Linked DNA regions of Homo sapiens: region 2 is linked to region 1. A link is an interaction called in ENCODE POLR2A ChIA-PET data of the cell type or tissue named here. Cell type or tissue: PC-9. All regions are shown on one strand.

Evidence for each region. ChIA-PET counts read pairs that join two places held together with the same protein. Peaks named below come from ENCODE experiments on the same cell type or tissue, not always from the same donor. Only the 100,000 strongest peaks of a DNase experiment are listed, where the experiment ranks them.
Region 2: POLR2A ChIA-PET joins it to region 1 with 7 read pairs; 1 of 35 experiments calls an interaction of 5 or more read pairs at or near these places.

The regions. Positions count from the first base shown.
Region 1 is chr1:94,299,111-94,301,610 of GRCh38, reverse strand. All of the region lies in intron 2 of ARHGAP29-AS1 (ARHGAP29 antisense RNA 1), which reads right to left. It also overlaps a transcript of ARHGAP29 not described here. Among named protein-coding and RNA genes, the nearest start is that of ARHGAP29-AS1, 52 kb to the right of the region's middle. In PC-9, no CTCF peak of the experiment used is centred here; DNase peaks (open chromatin) are centred at 220 and 1,230; H3K4me3 peaks cover 971 bases; H3K27ac peaks cover 2,500 bases.
Region 2 is chr1:94,201,476-94,203,975 of GRCh38, reverse strand. ARHGAP29 (Rho GTPase activating protein 29) reads left to right here. Exons shown (of 23, transcript NM_004815.4): 8 at 1-46; 9 at 766-876; 10 at 978-1,058; 11 at 1,244-1,432; 12 at 2,119-2,256. Among named protein-coding and RNA genes, the nearest start is that of ARHGAP29, 35 kb to the left of the region's middle. In PC-9, no CTCF peak of the experiment used is centred here; no DNase peak of the experiment used is centred here; H3K27ac peaks cover 2,164 bases.

The sequences.
Region 1 (2,500 bases):
TGGCCACCATACAAGGGGCAGAAAGCTGAACATATTGCCCAGGTCAAGAAATCAGAGCCTTCCTTCCCTCCCCATTGCAGTGACAGATTCAGGAACGGTCACATGGGTGCAATCAGAGTCCTTCCTGGTGCTATGAGGAGATTGTGAGTCAGGAGTTGTAGGTGTTCATTTTAAAAACTTAGCAGGGAGATGGCAAGAAAGGTGGAGTCCTGAGCAATATCTGAGCCGCTGGATCTAGACACGTCTGAAGCCAGTTGTCCCTATCAACTTCCCTACAACGTGATTCCCCGTTTTTGCTTTTAAGCTAATTGGAATTGCATGTCTGGAACTTGCAAGAGAAAGAAACTGACTAATTCACTAGATCAAAAGGCCCTCATGGGAATGAAAAGGAAAAAACTAACAAGAGGTATTGTGAAGCTGTGTGATGTGAAAAAGAGGAAAACATCGAGAGTCTTTCTGTGGTTCAGATACCTGGTAACCAAGAATACTGCTATTACTGAGAAGGTGGAAGAAGTTGCTACTTTGGGTAGAGTTAAACGAGAAAGTTTCTGGTACTCCCAGGAGTCCAGACTACTAGTTAGCTTCCAAAGGTAAAATGCCCAATGTCACTTATGTCTGCTAAGCACTTCATCCTCTTCAGAATCTCAAACTCGTTAGTGTGTCCAAGGTCTGATTGGGATAGGGCTTTTGGACTCTGATCTTTATCCCCAACCCTGCTCAGTAACCTGGTATGAATTCTCCTTCCAAATATAATTTATTCATTAATCTGCTCATTCATTAATTGAACACAGGCTTGCTGAGTGCTTATGTGTATAGAGGACCTATATGCCAGGTATTAAGCCTATATGCCATAGTACCTATATGCCAGGTATTATGCCAGGTGCTAAGAACACAGTGATGAGAAAATAAATATGGTCCCCTATCTTCAAGAAGTTTGTAATCTAGTGGAGAAATCAGACATAGGATGGATTATCACCCACATGAATATAATTAAAAATTGTATTACATTCTATGAAGATAATAGAGATTAGTAAGAGGTATATGGGGGGATCTAATTCAGGCGGAGGAGAGTAGGATGATTAAGGGATAGCTTCTCTGGGAAAATAACATTCAAGCTAAGGTCAGGTCAGATGAGGTCAGCACTAAAATGAAAAAGAAAGGTGGAAACCAGAGGTGTTATTCTCACCCAACCATAAGAAACAAGTGATTCACCCACCAGGAATGTGAGACGGAGAGGCTTGAAACTGGTTTCTTTAAAGTGGAGCTACTTAGGGCTCTTAGAGCAGGGACTGGCAAATCAATTAAGTATTGTAGGAACCTCACTGCCTGTTGCCCAGTCACCTCTCTGTGACTCTGCTCATGTATTCATCCATTCACTCATGCATTCAAGAAATAGTTAAGGAATATCCACAAGTGAAGGGCATTGTACTAAATGATGAGGCTTCAGGAGAAGCAAGACAGCCTCCAGCCCAGCTCTCAGCAAGAAGGAAGAAGTACAGGTGGGCCCGCCTTCAGACAGCTCCAAGAGATGCCTAAGCCTTTCCCTTAGGGAATCTGCTGCACACTGGCATATGTGCATGTTTCATAAGACTTCTATCTCTGGGCCCCAATGCCTAACAGACTGGTACACTTTTTTTCTTTCATAATTCACAGAGTTAAATCTAGTTCTCCCAGTAGAGGCAAAGGTCCTCTCTACACATAAAGCTAAGAAAGAGATCACATGTGACAACATGGCAGGCTGACACCAAACACAGCGTGGCTGCCCAGTCCCTCCAGATAAACATAAGGAAAGGTCATCCAAACACAGGAAGACAGCCGCCCCCTTCCCTTTTCCTTTACCCCCTCCCCTTCCTCCCTCTGGCTCCCTTATCCCCAGAGGGTGGACCCAGCCTTTCCCAAAGTTTATTCTAAGAGCTCCAGGCTCCCACAGTGGAACGTGCTGTGGACATGGGAATACAACAGCCTAGCCAACAGGGAGAACCAAAAATATAAACTGAGATATTTAATAGATTTCTGTTCCCCCCCACCACCGAAAAAATTGTGGCAGAAATGTCTGGTACTACTGTTTTTACTGTCCTTGATATGTCAGCCCTTCCTAGAAGGTGGTCTTCTAAAGTTTATCGCATTTGTCAGCAAACACTTTGCAGAGAAAAGTTAAGCTCTTTCTTAGGATTTCTGTGCCACTCACATAATCCACTAAACAAATGCAATAAATTTTAGGGAACAAATTCCAAAAAGCCTTGTATTTCAAATGCCAGCGATGAGTTTAACAAGAGTACAAGTAACACTAAAACTGAAGGAAAAAAATTAGAAGGCTGAATTTCCTCTAAATTCAAGATTGGAATTTTGTAAATAATCAGGAATCCCAGAGTCCATAAATAGAAAGTCATTTTATCTTTTACTGACATACTGATCAAAACAGTGGTGAGAACATAAGCTTTGGATTTTACTTGCCACTTAGGAGAAAACAACATTAATACTGCAGGATTATGTACCTCGA
Region 2 (2,500 bases), 98 kb after region 1:
TATGGTCAAGTTGGCAGAGGCAACTAGAACTAACATTGGAATTCAGGTAAGTGTTCTGTGAACTTCGGGGGTTCTATAATAAGAAACTACTCATGAACTCCCAATAATTTGCAAAATCAGAATATTTCAGTTAATATAGGAAAGCACTTAAATGCTGATCTTTTTATTGACAAAATTATTTTAAGTTTAGATGGATGTCCATTATGAAAAAATCTAGGAAATACGCTTTTTTTTTCGTCTTAAGACAGGGTCTCACTCTGTAACCCAGGCTGGAGTGCAGTGGCGTGATCTCAGCTCACTGCAACCTCTGTCCCCCGAGGCTCAAGCGATCCTCCCACCGCAGCCTCCTGATGACCTGGGACTATAGGTGCCCACCATGCCCTGGCTAATTTTTGCATGTTTTTGTAGAGATGGGGTTTCACCATGTTGCCTAGGCTGGTCTCAAACTCCTGAGCTCAAGTAATCCACCCACCTTGGCCTCCCAGAGTATTGGGATTATAGGCATGAGTCACTATTCCCAGCCAGAAATTTACAATTTTATACAAATACTGATTGTCTTGATAGCTACTACTTTTGCTAACCAGTTTTATGATTAATTATAATTAATTTTCTTCTATATTTTTCTCATAGTCATGTTTTTGACTAGTTATTTTTCTGGGGGCAAAAGTCTAAACTTAGTTTCCCTTTTTGAAGAAGGGTAGTGATGTGTTTGGAATTCTAGTGCCATTTCTATTGTAAAATTTACTTTTCAATTTTAAATTTTAGGAGTTCATGCCACTGCAGTCTCTGTTTACTAATGCTCTTCTTAATGATATAGAAAGCAGTCACCTTTTACAACAAACAATTGCAGCTCTCCAGGCTAACAAATTTGTGCAGGTAAAGATTAATTTATATGTATAATGCACTTTTATTTTTAAGCAATGGCATGCCATTAGAAAATTGCTTTTCTCTTTTTCCATTTTAAATACCTTTCACAGCCTCTACTTGGAAGGAAAAATGAAATGGAAAAACAAAGGAAAGAAATAAAAGAGCTTTGGAAACAGGAGCAAAATAAAATGGTTAGTATTAAAATGGAGTTTCATGTACCTATTTGTGAACATTTAAAATAATCTGCAGTATATACTGACCTTCCTTGCTCTCATTTTTCTAAAATATTGTCTTAACTATCTTGCTGAATATGCTAAAGACACTTGTTCAGTAGGATTTCTTTCATATTCTGTGTTTAATACTCTTTTCGGTGTAGCTTGAAGCAGAGAATGCTCTCAAAAAGGCAAAATTATTATGCATGCAACGTCAAGATGAATATGAGAAAGCAAAGTCTTCCATGTTTCGTGCAGAAGAGGAGCATCTGTCTTCAAGTGGCGGATTAGCAAAAAATCTCAACAAGCAACTAGAAAAAAAGCGAAGGTTGGAAGAGGAGGCTCTCCAAAAAGTAACGATCTTTTTCTTTTTTATTTGCAAGTTGAATTAGCGGTAATCTGCCAGGAGTTTGGTGTCAAAGTTCTGCGTCTGCCAAGACTGCCTGGAAAGGCATGTTAAAACATGGCTAAGCCCATCCCCCAGAGTTTCTCATTCAGTAGGTCAACATTTTTTAATAGGCTCTCAGGTCGTGCTGATGCTGTTGGTGAAGATCCACATTTTGAGAACCACTATGCTGAGACCTGAATTTTGGAGTTTGTGAAAGAATGTCTTAGAGAAGGCAGTAGTTTATTTTACTTGACAAGAAAGTTCACCTTTTAGGCAAGTGTGTGTGTGTATGTGTACTAATTCAGGCACCTGATAGCAAGGATAGGCAAAAGCTTTGTATTATTGATGAAATGTAATTTTACGAACAAATTCTGTAAGATTATATGGAATATAGTAAATATAAATATAAAATGCTATTTCAAATAGAAGCAAATATTTTATAGACAGTGTACTAATTATAAATTGTACATGGCTGTCCATTAAAATCAACTGCCTTTGAATCACTGACCAGAACAGATTAACTTCAGAAGTATTATTTTGAAAACAGAAGATTTCAGAATTTTCAGTTATTTCAACTTAGCTTTACTATAGTAAATATTTGTTTAAAATATAAATTCTAGTGTTATTTTTTTTTCTGTGATATTTGTGAAGGTAGAAGAAGCAAATGAACTTTACAAAGTTTGTGTGACAAATGTTGAAGAAAGAAGAAATGATCTAGAAAATACCAAAAGAGAAATTTTAGCACAACTCCGGACACTTGTTTTCCAGTGTGATCTTACCCTTAAAGCTGTAAGTAATTTCTTCAGTATTTTGAAGGCAAGAAGAAAAGACCATCAGGCAAGGCATGGTGGCTCACACCTGTAATCCCAGCACTTTGGGAGGCTGAGGTGGGAGGATCACTTGAGCCCAAAAGTTTGAGGTTATAGTGAGCTTCGATTATGATTACCCACTCTAGAGTGGGTGATCAAGAAAGAGAGAGAGAGAGAGAGAGAGAGAGAGAGAAGGAAGGAAGGAAAGAAGGGAGGGAGGAAAG